2 separate regions of the Homo sapiens genome follow, and region 1 is linked to region 2. Evidence: chromatin loops called from intact Hi-C (ENCODE). Cell type or tissue: adrenal gland. All regions are shown on one strand. Each heading gives the region's core, and the rest is flanking DNA. Links, peaks and the distances in the headings are about the cores only.

The links. Peaks named below come from ENCODE experiments on the same cell type or tissue, not always from the same donor. Only the 100,000 strongest peaks of a DNase experiment are listed, where the experiment ranks them.
Region 1: a loop joins it to region 2, with 3 times the contacts of the local background. A loop is called at or near these places in 2 of 110 quality-filtered maps.

Annotation. Positions count from the first base shown.
Region 1 is chr22:26,775,007-26,791,182 of GRCh38, forward strand. It overlaps MIATNB (MIAT neighbor), which reads left to right. Exons shown (of 6, transcript NR_110543.1): 4 at 1,821-1,948; 5 at 3,450-3,579; 6 at 4,878-5,887. Among named protein-coding and RNA genes, the nearest start is that of MIATNB, 110 kb to the left of the region's middle. RefSeq lists enhancers at 2,480-2,774, 8,418-9,617. In adrenal gland, for the core only: no CTCF peak of the experiment used is centred there; a DNase peak (open chromatin) is centred at 6,605.
Region 2 is chr22:26,838,977-26,855,152 of GRCh38, forward strand. No RefSeq gene overlaps it. Among named protein-coding and RNA genes, the nearest start is that of LINC01422, 56 kb to the right of the region's middle. In adrenal gland, for the core only: no CTCF peak of the experiment used is centred there; no DNase peak of the experiment used is centred there.

The sequences.
Region 1 (16,176 bases), core at 2,814-10,813, 64 kb before region 2:
TGTAGCTTCATAAAAGGACAACATGGATTCCCCAGTCGGTTTATATGAACCAAAGGGAGGCACAGACCATCTTGCCTTGTCTTCTCCATCATTTAGGATCCCAAGCACAAATCTTGCTTCTCTTCCAGCTTGCAGTCCTCATGCAAATAGATGCCCGAGGGTAGAGCAGGCCTAACATGCCAAATTTCCACTCTTAGGCTCTGCTGAGATCTACAGTCCTGTGGGATTTCTTTTTTTTAAATGATTCTATGGTTTTTAGTATTCTTTGATTCTTTAGCACTATATCCTCAACTTCTATAGCTCTTCGATTTTGCATTTCTTTGATTCTGAGATATGATTATCTGGGGACATGGACTCTCTGGCTCAATTATTTCAAGAAATAATCTTTATTCTTTTTTCTGGATTAATGTTTGATTAATGTGTCTAAGCTCCTCCTGTGAGACAATGGTTCATACCAGGGTGGGACATCAGCAGGAGCAAGGGGGATGGTGGGGGTGCCGCTGACTAAAAAGGTCTCATATATTGGCTGTGTCCAAGGTCAAAACCAAAACCCGAGCAACCACACCTGGTATCAGGCATTAGGGGTCAGTATGTGACCAGGAGAGCCAGAGGGTGCCAGGTGATTAAAAGTCGGTGTATGGAGGATGGAGTGGGAGATGAAGGGCAATGAATGAAAATGAAGCAAACATCATATGTTTGATATGGTGAAAAGGATGCTAAAATTCCTCCCATTGAGTTTGGGCAAATCCTATGGTTCTCTGTGATAAGCCCTTTCTATCCCCTTTCCCTACCAAATCTTCCTGCTACATTACACTCTGCTCCCTACCAGGGAGCTAAATAGCAACCTGTGTATTTCATCTAGGTCGGTTACTTAACAATCCTAAGGAAACTATTTGAATTTAAATGACTGCCTTCTAGACACAACACAACAATGATAGCAATAAAAATAATGACTTGTAAATTAGTCAGCATCAGCTGGGCTGCTGTAACAAACAACCCCAAATCTCATAAACAAACGTTAGTTTTCACCCCTCTGAAGTCCACTGTGGGCCTAGGCAGCTATGGTCCATGTGGTGACTCAGTGATCCAGGCTTTTAAAATTGTGTGCTTCTGCACTGCAATTTGAGGACGCCTCATTTGCTGTGTCAGGGGAGGAGAGAGATTGGAAAACCTCATGGGGACTGTACACTTCCTTGGCCTGAAGCGATGCTCATCACTTCCATTCACAAAGCCAGTCATATGCCCCTTTAGCTGGAAGAGGGTAGGGAAAGCTAGTTTTCTGTGCATCCAGGAAGGATGAATATAAAACAGCATTTAGTGAACACGTAATTTTCTCTGTGTTGCAACGACCACTTCTTTTTAAATAGGTACCACAAGACAATTACTCTGCAGCGATTTATTTAAATCATCTCAAAGATCCTTACAGGTGAGGAAACTGAGGCTTGGAGAAGTTGAATGACTTGCCTAAAGTCACACATATAATGGTAGATCCAGAATTAGAAGCCGTGGTTCTGTTTCACCATAACCTGTGCCCCTCACTGTTCAGATGATGGATCCTCAGACTCCGGGGGAGCTGTGGGGTAACTCCCTCCACCCTTCAGCTACAGCCTGGAAACCATTGCCTTTTCTGCTCATTGCAGCCAGGCCTGGATCCATGTGAGGAAACACACCTGCTGCCTCGGGAATCCCATACCAGTGATGTGACACTCACAAAAGGCGATCAATGGTTCCTGACAATTTTTTCTTTTCATTTAGGCAAAAAATATGGAAAGCATATTTGATCTTTGATTTTCTTCCATTTCCCATCTGTTCTTTATTAGGAGTTCAAACTTAATAACCTTCCAGAGTTGGTATCAAATTCAGACGCTGACGCTCCTTGGAGAGGTTCTTTGCTGCAAGAGGATGGAAAGGATCACTGTGATTTTGTTTTTCTCCTGCTGCTCTGTCTGTAAGTCCATCTGTTTCTCTTGCCCTCTGTCTCGAATCCTTCCCACTCAAAAGGTCAACCTTACTTGTGGGTGAAGCAGGAGATGACCTGGTGTATAATTTCAGGGGTGTTGAATTGATCTTGTGTCCCTTCAGGTTCTCTCCCATGTGTGACTTGTGCATAAAATCCCACCATTCAAGGCTCTTCTCTTTAGCTTGTAAATCCTCTTAAGTTACCCAAGAAGGTGCCTTTTCAGTGATTAGGAAAAAATCTTAAGCAGATTTCAGAGGGGAAAAGAAGTCAGAGAAGAAATAGCACAGTTGGAGCAAAAGCGCTGACTTGGGTCAGAAAACCTGGAGTTGAGGTTTTCTGAAAAGCCACCCACGTGGAATATGGGTTTAGCAAGTCACTCACCCTCTCTGACTCTGTTTCTTCAGTTATAAAATGGGGATGTTTTAGATACCCCAGGACAGGGTCACAGTGGAAATGAACAGAGATCATGAAGACAACTTATATTCACCAACTGTTTTTGCAGCGTGGCAGAAAAATATTCTGGAATATTAACTAAGGTCTTGTTGTATGTGTGTGTGTTTTAAATTCCATGCAATAATTTATGTCCTGTGACCAGTGTCCTCCTTCAGGCAGCAGCCGACAGACCATGCGGCATTTATTGCCTCAGGGAAAGAATGACACAGCACAAAGCAGTTAGAGACCAAGTCAAATTCTTGGCTTTCGAATTTGAAAAGCCAGCCAAGGTCTGGGCAGATGACAAAAGATATGGAAGGATGCAAAAGTGAAGCCTCCCTGTTTCCAAGAACAGAAAAGACTCTCTGAGTTGCAGAACAGACACTGATGCATCCTTTGAAAGAGCATAAGGGGCTTAAAGTGAGGAGTGAAGGAGGGTGTTTGCAACGTACCCAAGGTCAGACATGAGCAAGAACATCTCAGCAGAAGCCAGTGGGATAAATACACCATCAAGAACCAGATGAACCCTATTCCTGACACCCTATGGGAGGCAAGCATCCCAGGTGGGCTGCATTGAGTCCCACCTCCTGGGATTCATACCCTCATTCAGTCTTCTCCTTTATTATTTTATTTATTTATTTTCAAAAGACAGGGTCTTGCTCTGTTGCCCAGGCTGGAGTGCAGTAGCATGATCACGGCTCACTGCAGCTTTGAACTCCTGTGCTCAAGCGATCTTCCTGCCTCAGCATCCCCAGTAGCTGGGACTACAGGCACGTGCCACCACATCTGGCTAATTTTTAATTTTTTTGTAGTGACAGGGTTCTTGTTTTGTTGCCCAGGATGGTCTAGAACTCCTGGACTCAAGTGATTCTGCTGTCTTAGCTCCCCAAAGCAGTGGGATTGCAAGTGCAAGCCACCATGCCCAGCCTCCATCTTCATTATATCAGTACCACCTGTGTGATCAGTGTTGTACAGAGGAGGTGATGTATGACTTCTGAGGTTATGCCGTGAAAGACTTGCAGCTTTTATCTCATCCTCTTGGATCCCTTTTCCTCAGGGAAGCCATGTGAGGAGGACATCTGAGCAGCCCTGTGGAGAGGCCCCCAGCCAACAGCCAGCATGAACTTGCTGGGCATGTGAGTGCACCACCTTGAAAGTAGAGCCTCAACCCCTGGTCAAGCCATCAGGTAAGATTGCAGCCCTGGCTTATATCTGACCACAACCTCATGAGCAACCCAGATCCAGGCCACCCATGTAAGCTGCTTGTGAATTCCTCACCCACAAAAATCATGTGACATAATTAATGTTCATTGTCACTTTAAGATGCTAAAGTTTGGGGTAATTTGTTAGGTAGCAACTGATAACAATGCAACTGATAAACAATCAAGTCGGCATACTGCAATCCCCCCAGAATTTGGACATAGCCCTGGAGAAAGTGGGTAGGCGTCCCTAAATGAACTATGATTCTATTTTTGCCACCTGGAAGAACACAGGCTGTAATAGAAATTATACTCAGTTACAGAACAGTAAAGTTAAATTTCTAGATTGCCTGAGTTTCTAGACTAGCTGAAATATTACAACTCATTTCAAGGAGCTTCCAAATATATTTTCAGAGCTCTGGAAGTCTGGGGAACGCAGGACAAGAGCCACTAGATTTTGGGAACAAGAGTGCTCTTCTCCCCAAGTGGGCAAAAAGGGAGCCGGAAGATATACGCTTCTCCAATTTCAGAATTTGGGGGGACCACTCAGCTTGTGCCTGTACCTTCTCCGGGCTCCCTTTTGTTCCTCATTGCACCCCCTTCTGTGAGCATGCACAAACTCAGCTTGATGCCCAAGCCCTTCAATTTGTCTTGTTAGAAAACCCTGTGTTAAAGAGACCATTAAAACAAGAGGGAAAGATAAATTGCCTGAAGCTGCAAGACTCAGGAGGCAAGGGAGAGCAGGTGATGGAAAACAGGCCTGTGATTAGAGGGCAGGGGGTGGCACAGGAGCCAGAGCAGGCAAAAACATCCACTGGAGATGTCAAAATATTTGAAAATCCTCTTCCTTTGGTGAATTGAGTTACCAAAATGTATTTTTTTTTTTTTTTTGCATGCGGAGAAGAGTCTGAGATAGAGGTTAAGAATATAGTTTCCAGAGTGAGGCAGAACTAGGCTCTGTCCCTTCCCAGCTGCTGTCAGACCTCAGGCAAATCTCTGAACCTCTCTGACCCTCGGTTTCCTCATCTAGCAAGAGGGGACAATGTAAGCCTGTAAAAAATGGCCCGAAGTCTTCACCTTTCTTTGTGTATGTGTCTTTTGCAATGTGACTTTCTAGCTCTTCCTGTGATGAGACGGAGTCCATTTCCCCACCCCTTGATGCTGGGATGGTCTCGTGACTTATTTTGGCCATAAAATGGGGCAGAAGTGATAATACATCAGTCTTGAGCCTAGGTCTCAGGAGGCCTTGTGCACTCTGTTCTCTCTGACCCTGTGATTCCCCATAGGGAGAGCTCAAGCTGGCCTGTTGGAAGATGACAGGCCATATGCAACAGACGTGAAGTGTCCCAGCTGATCCCCTTCCAGAACACCCACCTTCCAGATGACCACAGATGCAAGGGTGAGCCAGCCAATAGCTGCTGAGACATTCCCAGAAAGACAGAACATCCAGCTGACCCATGGACTCATGGGCGATCATGGATAAATGGATATTGTTTCAAGCTACTAGGTTTGGGGTTGGTTTGTTACGCAGCAATAGCTAACAGCTACACCTCTATTTTAAGGAGTTGTGAAGATAAATTGCAAAGGTACAGAAAAATGAATAGCTATAACAGCTACTAGTGATTGAGTGCTGGCTCTGCCTGGTACTGTGCTCAGGATTGGCATGCATTATCTCAAAGAGTTGCACAGGCTAGAAGGGCTGCAGCTGAAGATTCTAGAAGAGTTCAGGTATAATGCCTGGCACATGGTACCTGTTTCATGTATGCTAGTTGTTGGATGCTGCTGATGCTGGCAGCACGTGGAACTCCTGACACATGCCTCTGATTTGGTAGTGGGGTCTGAACTTTGTAATCTGTGTGTCCAGAGACCTTGGGAAGTCTTCAGCCAAGGGCAGACCAGGAGGTAGCTTTTGTGATCTGAGTGCAGAGAAGTTTCTTAGAGTGAATGGCATCCAGATAGGGTGGGGAAAAAGCATTAGCCAGGGTGCTCCACACACTCCCCTCACTAGTGTGGTCCCTGGACCAGCAGCCTCAGCCTCCCCTGGGCCCTTATTAGAAATGCAGAATCTCAGGTCCTACCCCTGCTTACTGAATCAGTAAGAGCATTTTAACAAGATCCCCAGGGGATTTGTGTGCATGTTAGAGTTTGTCCAGAACACTCTTCTCAAGCTATCTGTGCTGAGACACCAGTATTTTTTTCAAATTCCAATTTATTGCAGAATGACAGTTTTAAAAAATGCAGTAAAAAAGCAAATTCCTAGAAAAATTAAATGAAAAATAAAATATACAAAATCTAAGCCCTTTTTTCATTATTATATTCAATGATACAAAATTGCCATCTGCCAAATTGCTACAAAACTTTCTGAATACTTTTCTTTCTCTGTACGTATTCTTTGTGGGTACCTTACTGTGGACAGGTAACAAACGACTTGCCATGTGGCATGGGCTATGGACTGCCCGACAAGTAGCACCATCTTAGAGTTACCAATGATAATGATACTAATACAATATGACCACACATGATTGTGTGCTTGATATCAGCTCATAATAAGGGCTTACAAGCTTAAATACCTGGAAATCCTCTCAGCAAACTGTGGGGCAACTAATGTATTTATCTCCATTTTGTAGATTAGGTCATCGAGGCCCAGAGAGGTTAAGCAACTTGCCCATGGTCACACAGCATACAAGTGGAGCACCCTGAGCCCACCTGTTTGACCACTACAAGGCAGAGGGAGGGAGAGGAAGGCACCACCAGTGAGAGGCACAAGGACATTGTCCATTGTCTCTTGTACCCTATGTGAGTGACAGCTGTCAAAAAACCAGGTGTGGGGCCCTGGCTGTCTCTGTAACCGCATTGCAGTGGAGGCTGGAGCCCAGCAAACTCTTTACCAGCCCCAGGCTAGGGCTAGGAGGATCACCCTCGCACCTCACTCTTTGGTGCAGCCTGCAGGAAAGGAAGCCCTCTGTGAAGTGTATCACCCCAGCCTGCCGCGTTGCCAGAGGTGAGGGGAAAAGGGCGCCTGCCGATCGCCTTCTCCCTCTTGCTATCTCTTTTTCCTGAAGTCATAGGAGCCAGGCAGGAGGCTGGGGGTCTGGCAGGCTGGGTGATAGCTAGTTATCGACAGGTTGATGGCTGCCCCAGAAGACTGCCCGAGGACATCAAGGCGGAAGCCACTTCTGAGGCCCGCTGCTCCCAGAGAGCCGGCTGCCGGCATCTCTGCCCAGGGCTTGGCGCTTCCCCTCACCATCTCATTAATCCTGATTCACAGAAAAAGGCAGCAGGCAGGGGCCCTCTTAACAGGCCGAGCGGGCGACTGATTTGCCTTCACTGAAGACAATAGTGCCCAGGAGACCCGGCATTGCTGAATTATTCAAATCAGCCGTGGCAGGGAAATCTGAGGACACAGAGTGGCTGACATCCCCCGGCCCTTGCAAGCTGCCCTCCTTCCCTGCCCTGGGGTGCTGGTACCTGGCAGCCTGGGGTGGCCAGCACAGATCCCCTTGCCAGAGATGAGGGCTGCTCCCGACCTTCCCTCCTCCGTGGATGGAAGTTGAAATTGGTGTTGATCATCTCTAAGCACCTTGGAGCTCTAGTAATGGATCCAAAATGACATTTCCCACCTGCTGATCCCTGGAGGGACATTCTGACAAGGACTTCTGGATGAACAAGTGATGGGGCATGGGAAGATGAAGGCAGCAGGAGATGGCTGTTCTGCCAAGGTGTGTGTGTGTGTGCGTGTGTGTGTGCATGATTCAAAAAAAGCAGAGGATATCGGTTGAACCCTGGCTTGGCCAACCTTAGTTTTCTGCTCCTAGAAAAGAAACACAATGAATAGGCAGGTATCCCTGGCAAATGTGGAGATTCAGGAGCAAAACCACCCAGAGTCGGTGCTGACGCTGGGTGAAGACAGAGCAAACAGAAGTTTGAGAGGTCACGTGCAACAGACGTGAGCCCAGCATGGTGGTCTCCCAGTGGGGAGGGAGTCTTGGAGAGTATGAAGGGTAAACTGAGACCCAGAGAGGGGCAGGGACTTGCCCAAAGTTGTTAAGCAGTTTGTGGCCAAAATGGAATGAAAAGCCATGGTGTTCAGCTTGCAGTTGGAGGCTCTCTTTGTTAATAATACCTATCCCTGCCCAAGCACAGACACCTGAAGGCTTTTTAATATATTTCATTGCTAACTGTATGATAATCTCATGAGGCTGATACAACTAATATTCCCATTCTACTAATGAGGAAATTGAGGCTTGCAGAGATTCAGCCACTGGACAGGGTAGAAAGTGACAATCTGGGATTGGAAAGGTGGTCTGTCTTATGCTGAACCCTTAATTGCTGTGACTCAGTGGGAGGTCAGAGGCACCAGGACTCCAGATCGCTCCAAAACATCCCTCCTGGCCAAGGCTATAGTGTCAGCATGACCTCAGTTTGTGATGGCTTCCTGGGGGTAAGCATTGCCACTTACTTGTGTCCTCCATGGGAAGGAGCACACAGAGTTTTAGCCCTTCGCAGAAAGACTGACTTCAAAGCACCCTCAGCCATCCCAGGCATCTGAAAGGAGACCCCTGAGGAGGGGACCTCGAATGTTGGAAGGAAATTTATGAATGAAGAGGTTCGGAATCTCTGGGCACAAGATCCACCTCTTTGGGGGAAGCCAGTGGCGTCTTCTGTGTAAAGCTGCCATTGGCAGGACAACTTTCTCTAGGAGAGGCAGAAGCTGGGGGTGGTGGTGGGGTTAAACCAACCTTGCACATTGGTGGGAGGGGGCATGGGGTCAGTGTGTGAATAACAGCCTCTGCTTTTCTGCATCAGCCAAACAACAATAGAGTGGGAATGGCAACCTGTATTGAGGGTTCACCATGTGCTAAGCCCTTTCTTTATGTGTAGAAGCTCATTTAGTCCTCAAGACCATTTTATGGGGTCAGTATCTATGAGGTCAGCATCGTTATGTCCTTTTTGCAAAGGAAGAAAATGAGACGCAGAAAAGAAGACATTTAAGCCATTTACCCAGGACGCTGCTGCTGGGGTGAGTGTAAAGGAGCTGGGATTTGAAATCCAGGCTTCATAAACCACGTGGCCTCTAGGATATTGTGGCTAGGATTCCCTTCTCTGTTCAACTTGAAGTCCCTCTCGGCAGAGTGGTGTCCTTTTTCTCTGCCCATAGTGGCCCATTCCCGGGGTTGTGATCCATGCACGGGCATCCCCAGAAGGAGGCTTAGAAGCTCCTTGAAGCAGCTTAAATGCACCTTTGCCGTTGTGCCTCTACATGCCCTCTTCCTTTTCTGAGAACAACCAACTTCCTCAGGCCTTCGAATCATCTCTCATTTGGAATAATCACTGTCTGAATGGACGAGGTCTCCAGCATTTGTGTGGTGCGGCGCGGGCCTCCCAGGATCCTCCCTGCAGAAAAACGAAACGAAGAGAGATTTATCTCCTGGGTCAGATAAAGGTGACTAAATGCAAACTGGCCGATTCCTTTCGGCAAACAGTTCCCTGGGGAGGGCTCCTACAAGGAGGAGAAGAGCCAATCGATCCCGGAAATGCTTCGAGGTGACTTACAGGGAAGACTTAAAGGAAAAAGCCCTCGTGTCTTTACAGCCTCCGGCGACTCTTTCAGCCTTGTAAAACTGCCCGTACCAGCCCATAGAGCGAGGAAGGAGGGGGTCGGGGGAGCTTCTTCCTTACCATTGCTGCAAAGGTGGAACTCTGCAAAATTTGACCTCTGAGATCTCTAGCTGAGTCCTTCATTCATCTGTCAAGCATCTATTGAGTGCCTACTGTGTGCCTGCTGTGCACTTCGTATGCTCTATCCTGCTGAGTCCTCCAGATGACACCATCATTACCCCCATTTTCTAGCAGAGAAACTGAGGGTATCTGAAGGGAGGCAAACGTTTCTGGAGTCCTAAAGCAAGCAAGAGGGTAGGTCCTGAGATACGGATTTGCATTCACCAGCCTCCCTGGTTTGGTTTCCTTCCTGCATCACTCCCTCTGTCATCAGATCTGGTTCTCACCCAGCTTCATCTCCAAGTCTGGCTCAGGCTTGTTCTTCTCTATCTCTCTTCCTTTCTCCTTTCTGCTCTTAGACTCATAAGAAACCTTCCTTATAATCTGAGGAAACAGCCTGTGCATCTTGGAGACTGAGTTTCTTTTGGGATCCCCAGGTTCACACCAGCCTTTTCTCCCATAGTCATCCCGCCCTCATTTCATTAAGGTACCAGTAGCACCAGCTGGGAAGGGTAACTTGGCTTGCGGTCTGCAAACTTATTCTGGCCCTGCAAAAGGCCAAATAGTAAATACTTTAAGTTTTGTGGTGCATTGCGCTATTGGGGTGCCAAGACAATATGTAAATGAATGGGCATAGCTGTGTTCCAATAAAACTTTATTTACAAACACAGGTGGTTGGCGAGATTTGGCCCATAGGTTGTCATTTGTTGATCCTTGGGATAGAGGATAAAAGATCTGGTTTTGGGGTTTGCAGACCTGAGGTCTCCCCGCAGCCCACTTTTTTTTTTTTTTTACTTCCTTGCTGTGTTACCTTGGGCAAGTTGGTGCAGCTCTCTGAGCCCCGTTTCTTTTCTGTGGAATGAGATAATTATAGCACCTGCCGCCTGGGCTTTTGCTAAGTTTAAATGAAACCATGCAGTGGATTGCACATAGTCAGTGAGCAAACTGGTAGCTGTTATTTTATGACGAATGACTTTAAACCTTCTGAGGAAAGCAACCCCCCTTCCCTCATTTGGGGGTAAGGGAAGCTGATGTGCCAGTGTTCTGATATTTTGTGGTTCATTATGCTGTTAAGATTTCCATTCTTTTCAAGTTAATGCACTTGCATTTTAATGACTTAGGATGCAGAATCTGCCTCCTTTGGGATGGAACCAGCTGGCTGGCCTTTTGTGAGGGTGATAGTTGGTAAAACTCTGGACACCCCCATGATCCCTTTGAGTCTAACCTCTGGTTCCCTTTCCTGGCTCCAGAAGGACTGACTCAGTGGGTCTAGCATGACCACCAGTGATCCTCTGGTTGAGAGCTGATCACAAGTGGCCAATTAATCTATTACTTGCAGATACATTTTCCATTAGCAGTGGCGGAATCAATTAGTCAGCGTAATGAACTTGAGTCTGGGCAAACAGGAAGGAGAGGTTAACCCCTTGGTTTCCAAAGGAGGCTGGGATGGCAAGGGAGCGTGGAGAAGATCTGGAGAGAAATCGAGAGGCTGGATAGGGACAGAGGTTTGGGAACCACAGTCAAGCTTCCAGGTAGTAAGATGAGGTAGGTTGGACCCAAAGAGCTCTAGCTTAGAGCCAGGAAAAAATGGCTTCTCTAGTCATGTGGACATGACAGAGTCATTTTGAGCTCAGTTTCCTCCTCTGCAAATGGGGATCATAATTGTACACACCTCATAGGATTGTTGTGAGGAACAAATAAGACAAGTTGTATGAAATACATAGCCCCATGTTGGGAGCGGAAATTCTCAGTGAATGCTAATCTTTCTGCTACCCCTTTTTTTCTGCCTCACCACAAGCCACGAAGAGGTGAAAAAGAGACTTCTTGACTTAGAGCTAAAAATAGCAGAAACTTCTTACTAAAATTACTCTAGCTCAGATCCACATTCAAATGTGTTACAGAGGTCAGGACTCCAACAGGTGCCTTTACTGCAGGCCTTGTCAGGGACTTAAACTTCTGACATGTATCGTGACGCTCCACAAAGGATTGGAGCAAATTTCCCAGACGTATTAGAATGAAACAACATTCTTTTCCCATCTCAGAGCATTGCACAGGACTGTGAGTTTTATTGTTAAAATGGTAGGAAACGATGCATTCCCCAAATGCATCGTTTGGGGACCTCTGGTCCCCAAAGGTGGACCAGATAGAGTCCACCTTCTCCCAAAGCCCTCCCTGTCTATGCAAGCAACTTTCTCACTCTTATCAGTGTTGTTATATCACGTTGGTGCAAAAGAAATTGCAGTTCTTGCCATTACTTTCCATGGCAAAAACCGCAATTACTTTTGCACCAACATAATAGACTTGAATTAGGGTCTAGTTACCTGGTGCAGTAAGACCAGATATCCACACGGAGGTCTTGCAGTGGTGGAAAGAAAGGTGTTTATTTACCAGGTGCCAAGCAAGGAGGACCAGACGGCTAACGCTTATATCCTGACCTCCCGATGGCTTGCAGGTAAGTGTTTTTAAACGCAGGGGTAAATGTCGGGAGAAGCTATAGGCAAGATTGTAAATCCATACATGGAGGTTACACCTTGGTCTTGGCCAAAAAGGGCAGGATACCTTGAAGCAGAGGCTTACAGGTCATAGGTAGATTCAAAGACTATCTGATTTGTAACTGGTTAAGGAAGAGAAGCTTTGTTTAAAATTTGGGGTCAGCAGAGAAGAACATTAACTGGCTTTGGGGTTTGACTCTCTCCAGACTCCTCAGGAAGAAATTTAGAACAAAAAATGGGGGTCAGAGTTCAGCCATCAGCTCCCCCTTATCTGAGGTTTAGGTGACAGCAGAGCTGTTCAGTGGGGGTCATTGGTGGGGGTTCAGGGTTCTGGAAAACAACTCAGGGGCATATGTTAAGATGTTACTTTTAGTTTCTATAGGGGAATCAAACATCTGACTAACTTCCTTGGTTCCTGTCTTAGCCTTGTTACTATTACCCTCTTGCTTATCAAGCTGCTTTTCTTTTCTTTTTTTAAGACAGGATCTCACTCTGTCATCCAGGCTGGAGTGCAGTGGTACTGTCTCAGCTCACTGCAACTTCCACTTCCTGGGTTCAAGCAATTCTCCCACCTCAGCCTCCCGAGTAGCTGGGATTACAGGTGCCCGCCACCACGCCCAGCTAGCTTTTGTATTTTTTATAGAGATGGGGTTTCACCATGTTGGCCAGGCTGCTCTTGAACTCCTGGCCTCAACTGATCCACCCGCCTCGGCCTCCCAAAGTGCTGGGATTACAGGCATGAGCCACCACATCCAGCCTCAAATTACTTATTTACCTCTTAGGGCTAGCTAGGTGCCTGGAATTTCCCTTGAAGGAACTCGGAATTTTCCTCTATTTCCATTCTTGGTGGCAGGGGCATGCAGACCGCCAAAAGGGGGTCCTGCTCCGTCTCAGTGTGTTCCTGTCACAGACTGAAGGCCACACTGAGAAACTGAGTGTAGTGAGCCAGACGTGGTGAGAAACGAAATCACAGAGGACATGGGGGCACAGGGCCTTGGAGACTCTCACAGGTACTCTGGACGTCATACAAACAGGCCATCAGAGGTTTCTGTGCAGGGGAAGGAGATACTAGGTCTTAAACAGGCCCCTCTGCTCATCCACGTTATAGTGTACATCAGAACTCCACTCTTTTTAAAAAATTTTTTAAATTTTTTATTTTTTTGTTTTTTGAGATGGAGCTTCACTCTTGTTGCCCAGGCTGGAGTGCAATGATACAATCTCGGCTCACTGCAACCTCTGCCTCCTGGGTTCAAGCGATTCTCCTGCCTCAGCCTCCCTACTAACTGGGATTACAGGCATTCACCACCACACCTGGCTAATTTTGTATTTTTAGTAGAGATGGGGTTTTGCTATGTTGGTCAGGGTGGTCTTGAACTCCTGACCTCAGGTCATCCGCCCACCTCAGCCTCCCAAAGTCCTGGGATTACAGGCATAAGCCACCGCGCCTGGCCTTTAATTTTTTTTTAAGTTCTGGGTACATGTGCAGGGTGTGCAGACTCGTTGCATAGGTAAACGTGTGCCATGGTGGTTTGCTGCACCTATCAACTCATCACCTAGGTATTAAGCCCAGCATGCGTTAGTTCTTTTCCCTAATGCTCTCCCCCACCCCGCCCTTCCCCAACAGGCCGCGGGAAATGTTGTTCTCCTCCCTGTGCCCATGTGTTCTCATTGTTCAGCTCCCACGTATAAGTGAGAACATGTAGTGTTTCGTTTTCTGTTCCTGCATTATTTTGCTGAGGATAATGGCTTCCTCTTTATCTAGTCTACCATTGATGGGCATTTGGGTTGATTTCATGTCTTTGCTATGTAAGTAGTGCTGCAATGAACATACGCGTGCATGTATCTTTATAATAGAATGATTTATATTCCTTTTTGTATATATTCAGTAATGGCATTGCTGGATCAAATGGTATTTCCGGTTCTAAATTTTTGAGGAATTGCCACACTGTCTTCCACAATGGTTGAACTAATTTACCTTCCCACCAACAGTGTAAAAGCGTTCCTATTTCTCCGCAACCTCACCAGCATCTGTTGTTTCTTGACTTTTGAATACATGCAGCCAAACATACGAAAAATAGCTCAACATCACTGATCATTAGAGAAATGCAAATCAAAACCACAACGAGATACCATCTCATGCCAGTCAGAATGGTGAGAACTCCTCTCCTTTTTAAGACTGAGTAATGTCCCCTTGTGTGGGTATACCACAGTCTGTTCATCCCTTCACTCACTGACGGACATGTGGGTTGTTTCCAGCTTTCGGCCGTTGTGAATAGTGCTGCTGTGAACATGGGTGTACACATGTTTGTTTGAGTCCCTGTTTTCAGTTCTTTGGGGTATATACCTAGAAGTGGGATTGCTGGGTCATGTGAATTTCACTTCCATTAATAATAATAATAAAAGCTTCCTCTGGCTATAGGGGCCACAAAGAGGAGGCCCAACCAGCACACCCCTGAGCAAGCTGGCATTAAAATCCCATCTCCCAGTTGCCTAACTGGAAGTCACCCTGAAAGGAGCAAACACACTCCCTGGGGCAGGAACTTTCTAGTCTTGGCTGAAATGTGCTCCATCCCAAGTGCCCATCCACCCTCATCCTCCAGACACTGGCAGGCAGCCGCCCCGAGAGGATTGGATGTTCCCCGTGCTGCGGTGGCAGTAGGAACAGGCCGTTCATCAGTGTCTCGGGGTCTGGAAAGCCAGTCTGCACCTCCGTGTCACCGCCACCCCCTGCCAGGGAGTGTGTGTGGTGTATGTATTAGCAGGTAAACTGCCCCCCATAATGGAGATGGATGGGAGCCCAATTTTGTAACAGAGAACCTTTCATTAAGAAAACCACTGCCTTTGGATGATCTAGAGGCACTCACAGGCTGGCCCCAGCCTGGGACTTAATTATCTTACCACTAATGAGCTGCAGTTACCAGCTTGTTGGGGCATCTCAGCAACAACAACCGCCTGGCCTTGGGCTCCTTTTCCCCACTGTGGGCCTCGGGTGACATGGGTAGAGATTGTAGAGGATGCGCCAGCTGGGAAGGTCACCATGAGAATCACTTCCTAAGAATGGTCTCTGTCTTCCTGAAGTTCAACAGAGGTGTCTGCAGCAGGAGAGAGGAAAGTAGACAGGTGGAAGTACTTTCTGATGAGGTGGCCTGGAAAATGCTTACATGGGGGCCCTGAGCCTTAACTATGTCTGTGTCCATCTCTAGGCCCTAGTATCCTCCTAGGGTGGAACCACGACGAGAGAGGCCTGGGTTAGGTGAGAAAGGCAGGGATAGAAATATATTATATGCAAGAGTGTCTGTTATACAGAAGGACTTGTTCTCCTCCCAGCTGTTTGCCTGATTGATTCCTGCTGGTCTCAGGGGACGTGCTGCTTCCCCAGGGAGCTCTGCCGAGACTTTACTCTCCACAGTAGAAAACCTCCCTCATCTCTCCCTGGCACGTCTCCCTGTTTATATCCTTTCCAGCTCATCCTGTCTATGATTACCTTGTTTATTAATGCATTTAATTGTTTACTGTCTGGCTCCCGAGTTTCTGTCCTCTTCATACCGGCGGGGTCCTCATCTCTTGCAAACTCTCTACCCTTAGTGCCTAGAAACATGCTTGGTACATTGTTGATGCTCAATACATATTTGTGGAATGAAAGAATGAATGAATGAACTGTTGATTATTTCTGAGATATAGATGTATTAATAGCTCAGAGTAGCATAGTGCCCTTTTTAAAGTTTTTTTTTAATTGTGGTAAATTATACATAACATAACCTTTACCATTTGAATGTGTAGAGATTAAAGAGGATGTGGAGGCTGGGAGGATCATCATGAGGGCCACTTTCTAAGAATAGCCTCTCTCTCCCTGAAGATCAAAAGAGGTGACTGCAGCAGGAGAGAGGAAAGTTAGACAGGGGTAAGTACTTTCTGATGGGAGGACAAAGCCATCACCAGTGTCCATCCATAGAGTTTTTTCATCTTCCCCAATGGATATTCTATACCTGTTAAACTCTCACTCCCCATTTCCCCTGCCCCAGCTCCTAGTAACTTCTATTCTACTTTCTGTCTCTATAAATATGACTCCTCTAGGGACCTCCTATAAGTGGAATCATGCAATGCAAAAGTAACTTACTGAGCCTTCTAGTCTGGCGAAGCACCCAGCATTTTGCCCTGCGTGGAGTCAATCCGTCATTTTGTGCCTGATGTCTCTTACTTGGCATGATGTCATCCAGGTTCACTTGGTTTAGCATAGGTCGGTACTTTACTCCTTTTTATGGCAGAGTAATATTCCACTGTATGGATAAACCACATTGGGTTTATCCATTCATCCACTGCACAGTGCACTTCTGAGAGAAGACGGGTAGATGGTGCAAGGTGGGGAATTATATAT
Region 2 (16,176 bases), core at 2,604-10,603:
CCCTGTTGGGTCTTGCACTCAAATGACAAACGTACAAGGCTTACACCGTGTGTCAGATGGCAATGGTGAAGCAGCATCAGGGAGTTGGGGAGGAGAGGTGGACTGCTTTTTTTATTGGAGGGAGGTCAAGAAGGATGCCTGAATAAGGTAACATTTGAGCAGAGTCCTAAAGACAGTGAGGGGACAAATCATCAGACTAGCAGGGGAAAAAGAACTCCAGGTGGGGGGAACAGCAACGGCAAAGGCTGTGAGGTAGAAACGCAATAACGTGTTTGAGGAATAAGGAGGCCAGGGTGGCTGGAATGGAGGTTAGCAAGGGAATGAGGGTAGGGGGCAGGTTCTGCGGGGCTTTTGTTAGGATTTCTCTTGGAGGAAAGGCTTATTACCACAGTGACTGAGAGTGCTGCCATTAGCCTATGACCCTCAGCTGTCAGCTTGTTCAGAGGTGGCTTAGCTGCAGATGGCTGGCTTCCCACATCCGATGACTGACCACAGTAGGGATATGAGGGTCTGACCATTTCTGCCCAATGCTGTCCAACTCTGATGGGCCATTCCAGTTCCAAGGCTCCCTGCGGGACTGATGGAGGCTGTTCATGGGACTGTATCCCTCCCTGGCTTCTCCCTCTGCCCAGTTCTCATGCCTTTCCTTCCTTTCCACTGGTATTGATCCCAAGGGTACATGCTTAGTGCCATCTCAGGACTCAGTTTCTCCATTTAGTGTGATTGAACTACGTGCATTTGCCAGCCCTGTAGTCCCAGCTACTAAAGAGGATTGCTTGAGCCCAGGAGTTCGAGGCTGGAATGAGCTATGATTGCACCACTGGACTCCAGCCTGGGCAACATAGCAAGACTCCGTCTCTCTAAAAAAAGAAAAAAAAAAAAGGTATAAATTGAACTGATGACCCCAAGGGTTCTTTCATCCCAGATTGTGTAATATAAGGCCATTCTGGCTGGGATCAGGGAAGCCCTCCCTGTGCCCTTTTATTTCTAAAATTCAACCTGCAAAAGCTTTGTAGGAAATTTTAAGGACGGGCTTTTAGTAAGATGGGGACACATTGAAGGGTCGTGGCCAGAGGGGAATGTGATCTGATCTGTCTTTTGAAAGGCCACTCTGGCTGCCGTGTGGAGAAGCAGGATTACCGTGGACTCTGGAAGGCCAGGAGGAGGTTCTTACAATGGTTTCAGAACAAGAGGACAAGTGTCTTTGTGTCCTTGGACAAGCCACTTCCCCGTATCTGAGACTCAGTTTCTCCATTTAGCAAATGGAACGATGGCCTCAACATGCTGAATTGTTTGATAAAGACCATTCTGGGGGTCAGAGGGCCCTCCTGATCTCACAGCTAGAAATGCAATGACTATGTCTGCTATCACCACTGTTACTACTGAGAACATGTCTCGATGAAAGCAATTCTGGAAAATAGGGGAGCAAAAGACCCTCTGTTTGATACTTTGAGGGGTCTTCTGTGGCATAATCTTCCCAGGAAGATCACAGATTTCCATTGCTGCTCTAATTTAACGGGATTCACTCTTTTTCTGTACCTCCTGTGTGCCAGGCCCAGAGCTAGGCACCAGGGATGCAGCTGTGAACAGACTTTGTCCTGTCCTCATGGAGTTTATAATTTGGTGGGGAAGACAGACAAGTCGATGGGAAACCACAACATGGCAAAAAGTGCCTGATAGCGAATGCACGAGCCCATGGATGTACAAAAGAAACACCTAAACAAATTTTAGAGGTGAAGCCCTGGAAGAAATAGAAGATCATACCACTGCATCCAGCCTGGGCAACAAAGCAAGATCCTGTGAAAGACAGAAAGAAAGAAAAGAAAGAAAGAAAGAAAGACAGAAAGAAAGAAAGAAAGAAAGAGAGAGAAGGAAGGAAGGAAGGAAAGAAAGAAAGAAGGAAAGAAGGAAAGAAGGAAAGAAAGAAAGAAGAAAGAAAGAAAAGAAAGAAAGAAAAAGAAAAGAAAGAAGGAGAGAGAGAAAGAAGAGGAAGAAAGAAAGGAAGGAAGGAAGAAAGAAAGAAAGAAAGAAAAGAAAGAAAGAAAGAGAAAGACAGACACAGAACAATAAGTAAAAATTAGCAAGAGAGAATGGGTGGAAGGAAAAGGAGTCCCCGGCAGAGGAAACAGCCTGGGCAAAGGCCCGGAGGTGACAGAGATCAGGATTGTTCTAAAAGTTCAAGTGTTTCGAAGTGGTGGGGCACAGAGTGTGAGAGATGGAGTCAGAGATGGAAGCTGCAGGGGATGGCAGGGCTTGCATCAGGAAAGGCTTGGCTTAAGAGTTAAGACCTTATTGGCTTAGTCGTGTTTCCTCATTCAATGCTGCAGCTGCTCATGTAATCAATTTGTGGCACCAGTTCTGGTTCGCATGGCTAAAAAGACACCCAGAGGGCCCTCTGATCCCAAGAATGGTCTTTATCACACAATCCAAATATGTTGAGGCCATTCATTCCATTTTCTAAATGGAGAAACTGAGGCCCGGGCAATGAGAAGTGGCTCGTTCAAGGACACACTGCAAAGCTGGGGTATAGTATTGGACTTGCACCCTTTTCTGCCTCATGCATCAAGGCTTTGTCCCTATAGCTGTGCCCTATCATTTGAGCAAGCAGCTAAAACTCAGGTAAAGCCCCCAGCATAAGACTGGCATGTAGTCGGTGCTCAGTCAATATCAGTTCTCTTCTTTCTTTCCACAAACCCTAGCTCTGCCACCACTCCTTGGCTGTGCAGACTTTGGGCAAGTTGTACCTCCTGGACCTCCTCTTCCTTTTTTTTTTTTTTTTTTTTTTGAGACGGAGTCTCACTCTGTTGACCAGGGTGGAGTACAATGGAGCCATCTCGGCTCACTGCAACCTCCCCTTCCCAGGTTCCAGTGATTCTCCTGCCTCAGCCTCCTGAGTAGCTGGGATTACAGGCATGTGCCACCATGCCCGGCTAATTTTTGTACTTTTAGTACAGACAGGGTTTCAGCATGTTGGCCAGGCTGGTCTCGAACTCCTGACCTCATGATCCGCCTGCCTCGGCCTCCCAAAGTGTTGGGATTACAGGCGTGAGCCACCGAACCCGGCCGGACCTCCTCTTCTTTGCAGGAAGGGTAGGACAAGAAGCCTCTGGGAACTTCTAAGAATTGAAAGGGGAAGATATCTATTCAGGTGCTAGGATAGTCACACGATTCCTTTTGTTAAGATTTCTACTCTCCAGGGCAGCCTGGGACATTTTGCTTTGCCCAATGCCCTGCAGTGCAAATTGCAAACAAGAGCAGGGGGCCAAAAGGGAGAATGCACAAAAAGCCAAAGTGGTCCCACAGTGTGTGTTTGCATTTGGGTTTTGTCCCTGCAGGAGTCGTTTTCCAAGCCGGCAGCTGCCTGTCTCCTTTGAAGAGTCTTGGAAGCAGCCACCATCCATCATTCGCTTGGCATGACTGTTAAGTATCAGCGCTCAGGGCTGAGGGCTGTGGGAAGGGGCTCCCAGTGGGGTCAGCTCAGGGCCAGAGAATTAGGAGGCAATCAAAATGGAGGGATTGAGCAAACCAGTTAACACGCAGGCTGTGAGTGAGGTGGCACTCGGTCTGATCCCCAGGTAGTGGGCACTTGCAGCTTGGCTGCCTTATGAATGTTCTAGGGGCTTGGTAGCATATTCTTCTTCTTCCCTTGTGGAAATGGTCCTCCCCTATACTCTGCACCCCTTCCCAGCCTCAGGGTTGGGCCTGGCCTGGACAACCAGCACTTTGCAATCCTTCTGTCCATACAGAACAGGGAGGATGGTTATATGGTCTTCAGTTGGTCCAATAAGACTTGGGATTCTGCTGTGGTTGCTGAATTGGTTTGAAGAACACCTAGAGTTAGTTGCTTATGGTCATCTTACCTGCATGAGGGGAAAGTCTTCATGAAAATAAAGCTATCACAAAAGAAAGATACCAAGAGATGGAGAAAGACAGATTCCTGAGAACCTAGATCCAGCCATACCTGATGCTGTTCCCTTATACGTTTTTTTTCTTTTTGCTCTTCTGCAGACAGTGACTGAACCCTTAGACTTTTTCTGCTATTTCAGCCTATAAGCTCCTTTTATTGGCTTAAGGTGGTTTTTTTGAATTGGACTTATATCAAGAGTTGCCAAGAGTCCTTACTATTACACTCATTAGGCATGTAATTTCTCCTCCCTGGACCTTTCTTATCTGTAAAATGGGAATGACAAAAACATAGATCTATTATGTAGCTTAAATAAAATAACACAAATAAAGCACTTATCAGTGTTTGGCTAGAATACATGCTCAATTCAGCTGCGATTAATCCACACTCATCCTTCAAGTTTCAAAAAGTTCTTTCTCCTTCACTTGTTCTCGTATAAACGGTTCCTGTGAAGTTTAAATGAGGTATCATGAGGGCAAAATGCCTGCCATGTAGTCTGGCACATTTATAATGTAGCTGTTAAATGGTTTTCTGATTAGAAAGTTATGGAAGCCCAGGTAAGGGAGGACTGCAGGGCCAAGAATGGAAGGCAGGGAGAGGTGGTTTGAGTAGTATGACTGTCCACTCTGTGGAATGGTGGTGAGGCTATCTCAACTGGCAGCTCAGCACTTAGCACAGTGCTGGAGCCACTGGCATGAGTGAATGTGTGTCCACATGAGAGAACCAATGAATAGTTCAACCACAGCCAGGACTTTGACTTGATCTCGTAGGGAGCTGTGCAAGTTCCCAAACTGGGCGCTGACAAAAAAGCATCCTTTACAAAGGACCCCTCTGTAGCCTACAGGGGCTGGAGAGGAGGTGGGGAATCTGGAGCTGAGTGTGCAAGAGTTGCCTGGGGTTGGGGTTGAGATGGAAACATCAGGGGCATGGATGAAAACGAGAGATCTGATGTAGAGAGCTCTGACCACACTTGACACAAGACCATGTGCATGTGAGTGTGTGTGTGTGGGGTCTTGCTGGTGAGCTTATGTGTGTGGAGTGTGCAAGTGTGTTTGAGTGTGTCGAGTGGGTGGAGATAGGTAAGTTCAGTGTGTGGGTGTGTGTGAGGAAGAGAGTGTGAGTTCCATGTAAGTGTATCTGAGTGTGTATGTGTGCACACTGGGTTTGCTGGAAGCACTGGTGAGACGGCTCTTTCTTGTGCGGAGCTCTGGCCACACGCCAAATGGTAATCATCAGCTTTCTTTGCCGGTCTTCCTTGAAGGTAGAAGTTGGGTCTGGTGAAACTCTGTCTCCGTAGACCCTGGCATGCTGCTTCATACATATATGTGGAATGAAGGGGTGAAAGCGTGGGAGAAAAGGGCTTCTGGCCCCTGCTCCAAGGAGCTCCCACAATGATCATGGGCATTTCGATGGAAGGGACGTCTACACTGCACTGCTCTATAAGAAACTTTGCACAACAATCAAACTTAATGCTTGCAACGAGGCTAAGCAGATCTATATCTGTAGATCATGATCTATACTAATAACACTCCTTCTATTTAAAAAACTATATTCTGATTACAAATGCAATACATGCTCATTGCAGTAAATTGGGAAATTTAAAAAAAAAGAAGAAAAGAAAACTCATCCATAATTCCATCCCCTGGAGATAATTACTATTCTAATTTTTATGTATATCCTTCCAGAGTCTTTTAGAACACATGCACACGTATATTACTTTCTTCTTTTTTTGTTTCAGTAGGGCTCATGTGGCAATATCATTTTTAAACTCACCCAATAACTCTTGAATCCCTACACTGTAAAATATCCCTTGTTCATATTATTTTGACTGGCTGTGTTAGATTTCATGATTTTCAAAAATGCATTTCTGTATTTTTGCCATTTTGGCCTCTTCTTTACAATTTTCAGCCATTCTAAATGATGTTCCTGGAATGCACTGTTTTCATTTCTTTCTGGGCCTTTACATGGACTTTTCCAAGTGGGCTCCTTTTCCCACCCTTCCTTGGGCTCATTCGAGTTCTTTGAGGTCCCAGCCTAGATGTGCCTCCTCCAGGAAGTCTTCCCTGATGCATCCATGGTGGATCAGATGCCCCCTCCTTTCTGTGGCGTGTTCTCCTTCTCTCATCACGACGTGTGAAATGGATGCACATAGACGGCTTACTCCATCCAGGCTGGACTAGGAGTTCCAAGGAGCCCAGGGTCCCATCTTACTCATGGCAGTACAGTGCAGCACAAGTAGGCCATGAATAAGTATTGGAGAGATGTGGAATAAACACTATGACATATGTTTCTACACAGCTACCTGGAATCATCATGAGGAAATACTGGCACCCGCATGTGATACTTGAGCTGAAATGTGATACTTGGGCTTAGCATCCAGTTTCATCTGATTCCAAAGGATTGTTTCCGCTTTGCCATACCTTCTCCATCCCAGCGCCTCGGCTTGTTTTTCCCATTCCTTCCCCCCAGGCTCTCAGCTTCTGGGACAGGCCAGGGGCAGAGGAAAAGGAGTCAGGGAGAGGCCTCTGCAACCTGGGAAGTAGAGGGCATCACCTGCTCTGGCAGGAGGCGAACTGGGAAGACTCCTGTGCTGACAGCATTTCCTGTTACTCTCCTCCGGGGGAGAAGTTGGCCTCCTTCCCTCTTGCTGGGGACTCACAAAATCCGATTTGAAATCTACTCAAGTGTACATTAACCAACTTCCTCTTGGCACCGGCTGGGGAGCCTATAATTAGAGCAGACACCATACCATTTAGTGGGTTTCATTCACATGAAAAGAAAGTGTACTTGCAGAGGGAGACGGCTTCAGAAGCAAACTTCTGGGAACATTCTCCAGAGAATTTATGCTTGCAGTGTATCCAAAGGACCCACAGGCCAACTGCGTTTCTAAGTGCAGAGGTTATGGCCGGCTGGACTTGGGTGGGGTGGTGATACCCTGTCGTCCTGAAACACACAGGGCTTGGAATTGGGCACACTTGTATTCAAATCCCTGCTCAAGACTCAGGTAAGCAATGCAACTTCTGTAAGGCAGTTTCCTGATCTGTGCATCTGGGACAGTATCCATTAGCAATCTCACAGGGTTATGTTGTCTAGGTGTAAATGAGATGGTGGAGATATAGATGTATATGCCAGAGAAGGTTCTCTATAATAACAATACTTACTACTACTGTGAAAACCACTACCACTAACAAAATAACCAGTATGTATTGAGTACTTACTACATTCAACATCCAGTTCTAACACTTTGGATGCATGAACTAGGTTAGTTTCACAACAATTCCATATGGTAAATAATATTAATGTCTTCATTATACATTTGGGGAAAGTGAGTAACAAGGAAATTATGCCACTTGCACATGATCACAGGCTGATAGCTTTTTACTAATATTTCAGGGGATGGAAGAAAACGTGATGGTATAAGACAGCATATGGGTTGACTCATGGAATGTATAAGCTCATCAATGCTAAGAATCACATTTTTCTTATTATGGTACTGGGACCCAGAAAAGGGAGAGAGTTCAAGATAAACTCTCATTTTTGGATGTACCTAATATAATCTAGGGGCTTTTACAGGGATGATTTTATTTTGTTCTTGTCTCCTGGAGATTGCAGGTGTGAAAGAATAGATTCAGAGAGCAGCAGTGTATCTTGCACGAGGTCATGCAGAGCTGTGGTTACAACCCTGGTCGGTCTAATTACAAGTTAATTACTCTTTTTACAATGTTGCAAGGTTGCCTGGGTGGATCAGGACTCTTTCAGATGCAGAGGCTAGTTTAAGGGAAGAAGAAAACTTGTTGGATCATTAGTAGGCCTTCAGGCACGGCTGAATCCAAGCGCCTGAATAAAGTACACAGGCATTTATTCTCCAGCCTCTCTTTCCTCTGTGATGACTTCATCCTCAAGTGATTCCTCTCTTCATTGTGGCAAGACCTCTACTTGCTCTTTGGTATCTGGCTGACCACATCCCCCCTCCACCCAGTTTCATTATCTCACCCCAACCTAGAAGACTAGGTGATATAGTGTTCAGGGGCCAGCCTCCCAGGACCCAGAGCAGAACAGAGAATAAAGTAGAATAGACTTGGGGGTTGGGGAGGAAGAAGAATTACCATCATCCTCCCCATCTCCCCACATCCAGGCTCCAGTCTCAGTTCCCTCTTTGGTGCTGCAGATTTCCTGCAGAAAATAAACTGGAGACTGCTTTGAAGTTCCATCTTCATCCTAGGGACTGAACAGTCTCCTTTATCCTCCCAGGCATTGGCTGGGTCCCCCTCCAACGACCCAATCAAGAAGAAGCCTGACGCACTCTCCATCTGACCCGGGATCCCTCTCTGTCAAAACCCACGATGGGTCAGGGCCCACTCATAGATGTCTGACTTTGGTTTCTCCTTTCCCCAGCTGCTGACTCAACCTCTTGACCAAGCCCATCCAATTTCCAGTGATTTCCTTGGGCTCTATTTCCTTTCTGCTTATACTCCAGTCTCTACCTCTTTTTCTGTCCAACCATCTCCGTTCCTCATTCCTGCCCCATCCTCACTTCCCTATTTCTTGTCCCACTAAACACCCCTATCTTGGTTCCTGCTCTTTGCAGACATGGCACTGGGGGACCAACCTTGCTCATTCCTTCTCTGCATCCTTGGCTTCTGCCTGAGCACCATTCACCCTCTGTGTGATTAAAGGCAAATTACCTTCCATGAGCCTCAGTCTACTCAGCTGCAGAAATGGGAATGATCCTCTTTCATCCAGTGGCTGTGTTGGGAGCCAGAGCTTGGCGATTGTATTTACAGTGACATGAGCACAATATGTGAGGAATTACCAGGAGGCCCCGGGCTGCCACGAGACTGGATTTGTACTGATATCGCCCATTACGAGGTGTCATGTTGCATTTGCAGGAGGTGGCTGTATGGAATTCCACTCTCTTGCACTGTATGAAATATTCACCTGCCTTCTCTGGAAGGGACGTGGGCTTCTTCTTCATTTCCTGACTGATCCACCTCAGAGGAAGCCAGGCTGCAGGCTGTCACTAATGCAAGGTGATGCCAGGATCCAATGTAGGGCCTTGGGGACTGGGACAGAGCAGTGAGGCTGGTGGGTGCTGCAGAATGGAAGAAGGGGATTTGAGGCCCTTAGGAACCCAGGGTCAATTAGAGCTTCTTACCTGCTCCCTATAGGAAAAGATGCATGGCGTTGGATGGAGTTATGAGTTGAGTTGTGTCCCCTCCAGCATTCCTGTGCTGAATCCCTAACTCCAGTACCTCTGAAAGTGACCTTATGTGGAAATAGGGTGGTTGCAGATGTTATTAAGTAGGATGAGATTATGCTGCAGTAGAGTGTTCCCTAATCCAATATGACTGGTACCCTTATATAAAGGGGAGATTTGGACACAGACACACACACACGCAAGGAGAATGCCATGTGGAGACTGGAGTTATGCTGCTGAAACCAGCAAACTATTGGAGGCTAGGAGAGGGGCCTGGAACAGAGCATCCTCAGGGGACACAGCTGTGCCGGCACTTGATTTTAGACTTCCGCCTTCCAGAGCTGTGAGTCAGCCCATTTCTGTTGTTCTGTGCCACTCAGTTTGTGGTGCTTTGTTCCAGTAGCCTGATGAAATGAATACAAAAGGAAACACACAGGTGAGCAGAGGGCTGAGGGGCTGCTGCGTCTGCAGGCATAGAGGATGGACTCCAGGGTCAGTCAGCATTGACTTGGAACATGAGAGTTGAAGTTTTAAGAGGGAATTTGGTGTTGAGGGTCAGAATCAGGGCTCTAGAGATAAGATTCAGACATTCTTAGCTCCTCATTTCATGGCGCTGGGCGAGTCATCAAGCCTCCCTTTGTCTCGGTTTTCTCATCCATATAATAGGGACAACAATGGACCTCACGGTATTATGAGATTAAACAGTATTACAAATGTTAAGAACTTATCATAGTCTGTGGCATGCAGTACACATCTGAAACGTCATAGCTTTCTTCATTCCTAGTTGAGTGACCTTGGGCAAGTCACTTTGCTTGTATGAGGCCTCAATTTCCTCCTCTGTGAGAGAGGGTTGATAATCCTGACCTTACTTTTCTGTTAAAAGCATGTCATAAGGTGTAAAAACATCTGTCCCAATAACTGGTAGAAAGTAAGGGGAAAATCACTACTTAGCTTCATTCTTCCCTTTTGAGTTCCCCAGCATCTGCTTGAATACCTCTAGTGATGGACAACTCATTACCTTTCAGGATGTTCATTTCTATTGGGCATAGAAGCCTCACACACACATAGAAACTTTATATAAGAGATTTTCTGAAGTTCCATCTATATGTGATGCCTACTCCTCAAGCTCCCATTTTACAGATGAGGAAGCTGAGGCCGAGGGGACCAGGCAGAAAGATGGGAGATGAGGCACCCCAACCGCTCCCGCCCCATCTATGCCCTGGCACTCACACAGACTAGCTTTCCTTCGTTTATGTCTGCCCATCTCGTCTTGAAACTCTAGGAGTATGTGTGGAAGTGGGGGAGGAACGAGAGCATGTGAGAATGTGGGGTGTGGCCCATTAAAATCACCTCCGTTCTGGCACCCTCTTTTCTGCACTTACTCCTTCCCCTCCATGTACTAAGATACGAAACAGCTCACACCATTCCCTGCCTCTAACTTTCAGTGGCTCCCAATTGCTCTTGGAAAAAATTCCAAAGGCCTTTGCTTGGCAAAGAAGGGTCCATATGACCTGGTTTTGGCTCTTTTTTCGGCTCCATCATAGATCCCTTTGTTCTTGCTCCAACCTCAAGGCCTCTTTTCATGTCTTCAGATACAGCATCCTCATGGAGCATCCTCATGGTCATCTTTGGGCCTCCCCAGTGCTCATCCTTCTGCCTGGGCATCACGTGCTCAACCTCTCATCATTCAGGTCTTGATCTGAAGCGCACCTCTTCCCAGAAGCCTCCCCTGCATCCCCTAGCTGGGTCAGTTCCCACCCCCATACGTGACTCTTCCTCATTGCCTGTTCATTCCAGCATCACACATGACACCAGTGGCACTAATAGATTTATTCTTCTGCCTCTTTGATGAATGTCTCCTACTTTCAACAGTATGAAAGCCCCCATGTCTATTCTTCTTCCCAATTGGACCCTCAGTACCCGGTAGGTATTCAGTAACTATGTTTTGAATGGTTGAACTGTAAATGGGTGAGTTTGGGTGTGGAATGTGTGAGGGCTGAGAAACGACTGTGGCTCCCATGGGACTGACTTATGTATCAGGTGTGTGACTCTGAGAGGACAAATTGCTCATCTTGAGATGACCAGAACCATAGCCTAAAACAAACAATTGAAGAAACTGTAAGAGTTTAACCTGGAAAGGACAAGACTTGGGGAATGTGGCAAGTACCAGTGTGCCACTGAAGACAAGGACTGTTCCTGTTTACCATCCTGTCCCCAGAATCTAGCCCAGTGTCTGACACACACAATATAGACTTTAGGAAATATGTCCCCAGTGAATTTTGAAAGAGAGAAGAACACCTAAGATAGGTGAAGCTCTCAAGGTTCAGGAACACAGATCTTGCCTCAATCAAAGAAAACCATTCTCATGTTTAGAGTTGTCCAGAGCTAGCACAAGTTTAGGGTGGGTAGGGGGTGACCTACACTGGGGGTTCTTCAAGTTCCTTCGTGCTCTGAGACTTTTTTTTTTTTTTGCAATGGAGTTTGGCTCTTTTTGCCCAGGCTGGAGTGCAATGGCATGATATCAGCTCACTGCCACCTCTGCCTCCCAGGTTCAAGTGATTCTCCTGCCTCAGCCTCCAGAGTAGCTGAGATTACAGGCGCCTGCTACCATGCCTGGCTAATTTTTGTATTTTTAGTAGAGACAGGGTTTCACCATGTTGATCAGGCTGGTCTCAAACTCCTGACCTCAGATCATCTGCCTGCCTTGGCCTCCCAAAGTGCTGGGATTACAGGCGTGAGCCACCGTGCCCGACCCTTGCTCTGAGACTTAATATTCTTTCCCTGGCTGGGCAGACATGGACAGAAAACAGAGTTGCTTTCCCTTCTCTTGTTTGGGAGGTGTAGGGAGTTCTAATTAGAGAGAGGTGAAACAGGCTAGTTTCCCACCTTAATAATCCTGTTTGTCTCAGGCATGGGTCTTGAAGAAGCAGTGCATTATTTAGGAAAGATTCTCATCCCTTCTTCTCCCTCCTTATGTCCTCTGATATGAGTCCTGCACAAGTCTTGCCTCTTTGTTTGTTTAATGATGATTTCCCCAGGTCTTGGAACCTGTCTCAGAATGCTTATTGTCTAAGTCACAACAAACCATCATGGGCCTTATAATTAAAAGCCAGCTTTAGGTCTCTCTGCTTGGGACTGGATCTTGGCATCACCTGCATCCTAGAAAGAAGACTATTTGGCAGATTACTAAGTGGGAATCTGGTACCCAAGAAGCCAGAGAAGAAGCACTTCAGAGGGGTTAGGGGAGCCTGGGCATTTTCCCCTGGTTGGTGGGGCTGGCCAGGGCAGATTGTATGTTTAAAACCACCCTTGATTCAGCATCCCAGTAGAATGGAAATAATTTGGACTCAAGCAGCTAAGGTTCAGCGTTTCACCTCCCCAGGGTGATCTCAAATAAGTCACTTCATCTTGGGCTTCAGTTTCCTTATCTGTAAGTTGGGGGTTGCAACAGCATTTAGCTCCCTGAGGTGCTGTGAAGAGTGAGTGAGTACAGTACTGAGCACAGAAGGCTCTGGATGGTCAACCTTATGGGAGGCAGAGAAGTATTTCTGATGCTTTTGAATTTCTGCTGTTTGGCCCAGTAGTTCCCTAATAGTGTACAAATGCCCTTTTTGGCAATTTTAAGTGAGAAATGTGGTCATTTCTTTCACTCCTTAAAAAAAAATTGGCCGAGGAATCTCAGAATACTAGAAGAGGGATGGATGACTTCAACATTTGTTTAGCCTGACTCCCTTAGTTGTGGAAAAGATGCTTGTCTGTGGCCACATAGCACGGGAATGCAGAAGCAGGATTAGAACTCACTTTTCCTATTTGCCCTCTTGCACTTTCTAGGTGAAGATGGCAATGACGGCTGCAGTCCAAGCCCTAGTGGGCAGATGAGGAGCAGCCCCTCTCCTTAAAAATAAAGCCGGATTCCTAACATTCTCTTCAACCCACGGCTGTGCAGGGCAGAGTCTCAACACAGGAATTGGAACATAACAAATCTGCCGACTGCCAGCTTTGATCTCACAAGGATGGAGTTGGGGAGGTGAAGAGAAAGTAAATGCTCTCTCGACTTTCCAAAGGAAAACAATTTTCTTTCTTGGTAACTGCAATTACTTGAAAACCATGTCAAAACAATAATGTGCCTCCAATAGTCTCCCACTCTCTCTCTCTCTCTCTCTCTCTCTCTCTCTCTCCCCCCTCTCCTCCTCCTCCCTGCTTCCTCTACCTTCTTCTCTTCCTTCTGCCTCCTTCGTTTTGCCCTGGTAATAAGGACCATGGACAGAGACACATAAGCTCCGCCCACACGCCCTTAGCTGACCTATGCTGGGAAAGAAGGGCAGTGGTCGATCAATACCCAAGATCAAGTGAGCTTAGCTCCTCACGTGAGTATTTCAGAAGGCATTGCTTTTTGGTTGCATTTCCTTGTAAGTTGGCGAGCTGCATACTGATGGACATTCTTGAGAAGCTTGGAGGGCACTCATCTCTCAGGGATGCCCTAGAAAGGTTGTCTGCACTAGTGAGATTTGCTGCTCATTCCAATTAAGGTCCTTCTAACTCCAAACCTCTTTGAATAATAAATAGATAATGAGACTGAGAAAAATAAAGAATATGTCATTAACAAAGCCGCAGACCACAGTTCATTGGCAATGTTGGGGCCAGTTAGCTCTATGATTGCTTGGACAACTGTGTCTGTACCTAAAACACCCAGTTTTAGGTCATATTCCCACTGTCTGATCACTGAACAGTCTGGGTGAGAGGTCACCAGATTCCAGCTCACATAGCTAAATAAGACCTTTTTGTAGGTTCTCTTCACTCTCATTTAATTACAGAAACAATTGTTTGAACAGATTAATATATCAATTTAGCAGAAGAATAACTGTACAAATGCAAAGCCCTTCCCAGGCCAGGATAATAAGAATGCAGCTCTCACCTCTGCCTTAATCAATCTTGTCTTATTTTAAGCTCACATTTGTGATCTATTTGGGGTTCATGTCTCTGTTATTCATGTCTTTAGAAATCTTGTCTTGCGGATGTGATGGGCAGTAACCAAAATAGTATCTACCCGATGAGACTCTCAGATCCTCGAGGGCAGAGTATTTACCTCACTTGCCTGTATACTGTCAAACACTTAGTAATTGTTCAGAAAATATAGAATGGATACATTAATAACGAATGAATGTTAAAAAGGAAGTTGAATTTAAGCCTAGTGAGGGTAACACTTTATGTCTTTTTTTTTCCTGTTGAAAACCCAACATCTAGAACAATGCTCAGTACATAGATGATGATCACTAACTACTTGTTTATTGTATGTGTGAGTGTGGAATGAGTGAATAAGAGAACAAAGGCTCTTTTCTTTGCTAACTCTGGAAGTTAGAGAAAGTAATTTATTCATTTTTTAATAGATGAGGAAATGAAGTCTCAGAAGAATCAATTTATGAGAAGTCGCTTGGTGAAGTGTAGAATGATATACAAATACATATCCATTATTAATTGACACAATAATGCTGTGAAACCACCACACACTTCAGCAGTGTATGGTAATAAATATTTATGGCTCAGGTAAGCTGGGCTAGGCTGGATGGTTCTTCTGGTCTCAGCTGGACTTTCCCTTTCTGAGCCTCACTTTACTCATCTGTAAAATGGGCATGACAGTTGCAGAGCCCATTTTGTGAAGATTAAATAAGGCAATCTAGGACATGGGCTTAGTCTTTATGTCCTCAAATACTGAGGGCTGGCCAGGACTTGAGGGACATAATGGAGACAAAAATAGACACGATTCTTATTTCTGTTGGAAGCAGGATGGTGGGGGTGAGGGTATAGATAGACATCATACAAAGAAAGGTGGAACTGAGCTGTAATTGCTGCAGTGGAGGGAGGGTGCATGTTGTTCTCTGACAGTTTCCAGTGATAAATTTAACCTCATAAGGGAAGTCAGAGAATTCTTTCCTGAAGTGTCACTCTTAGGCTGACATCTGAAGAAGTGACACCTAGTAGGCACTCAATAAACGTTAATTACCATCATTATCCCTTTCTTCCTCACCACCAGAGGCCAACTTATGAGCAGGAAAGGGCAGGATTTAGCATTTGAGCACCAGCTATATGGCAGGCAATTTTCACATTATTATCTCATTTAACCATCACAACAGTCCCCCGGGAAGTAGGTAGGATTGTTATTCTTAGCTGACACACTAAGTCTCAGATAGGTTCAAGCATTTTTAGAGGAACTGACAACACTGGGGTTAAAATCCAGGTCTTTGGGACTCCAAAGTTCTCTTCCCCTGTAGACACAGCATGCAGTTTACACCTTCGTGGTGTGCCTGATGGACAGTGGGAGCCTCCACTGAATCTCAGAACACTATCTGCAAACTCCTGTCTTTCCAAAGGTTGAGCACTGCCTGGAATGTCACCATTAGCTTGCCAGCTCTTTGGTCCTCTTTTTGGTAGGGTCCATTTTTTGCCTATTTTATGACAGCCAAGAAAATAAAGCAGTTTCCCATGAGTGGAGACACATTTAAGATCTTAAGCAAAGGAAGACCTGAATTTTGAGAAAGAAGAGAAATTTGGGAGGAGATACAGTAAAAGGCAAAATGAAGAAGATACACAGACCCCTCCCTCTCCCCCAGAAGATTAGAGAGTCCTGGGGACCATTTAATTCAACCCAGTCATTTAACGACTGAGAAACCTGAGGCTCAGAGAGGGTTAGGTATTTGCCCAAAGGCAAACAGCATAGGACGTACAGAGTTAGGGACTTATTCCAGAAATTCTTAACTGCTTTTGTGCTTTTTTTCCCCTCTGCAAACTCCCTCCAGTTTGGGGGGTGGCTTAAAATCTCCTCAAGGAAGGCAGCAGATTTATGGGTTAATAAACATTTACAATGAGCTCCTGAAAAAACAGACTCAGGTAGACAGGAATTATTCATTCAAATTAACTATAAATTAAGATCAACCTAATTTAGGCCTATTAAAATGGAAAGCATATTATCTCTCATTCAAAGGAATTTGTATTTGATGCAAATAGAACAAGTTCCTAAACTTTAGAAATGTTCTTGGATTTTTCATCTCCGTAGTTAACCAACGAAGAATGGGTCCCC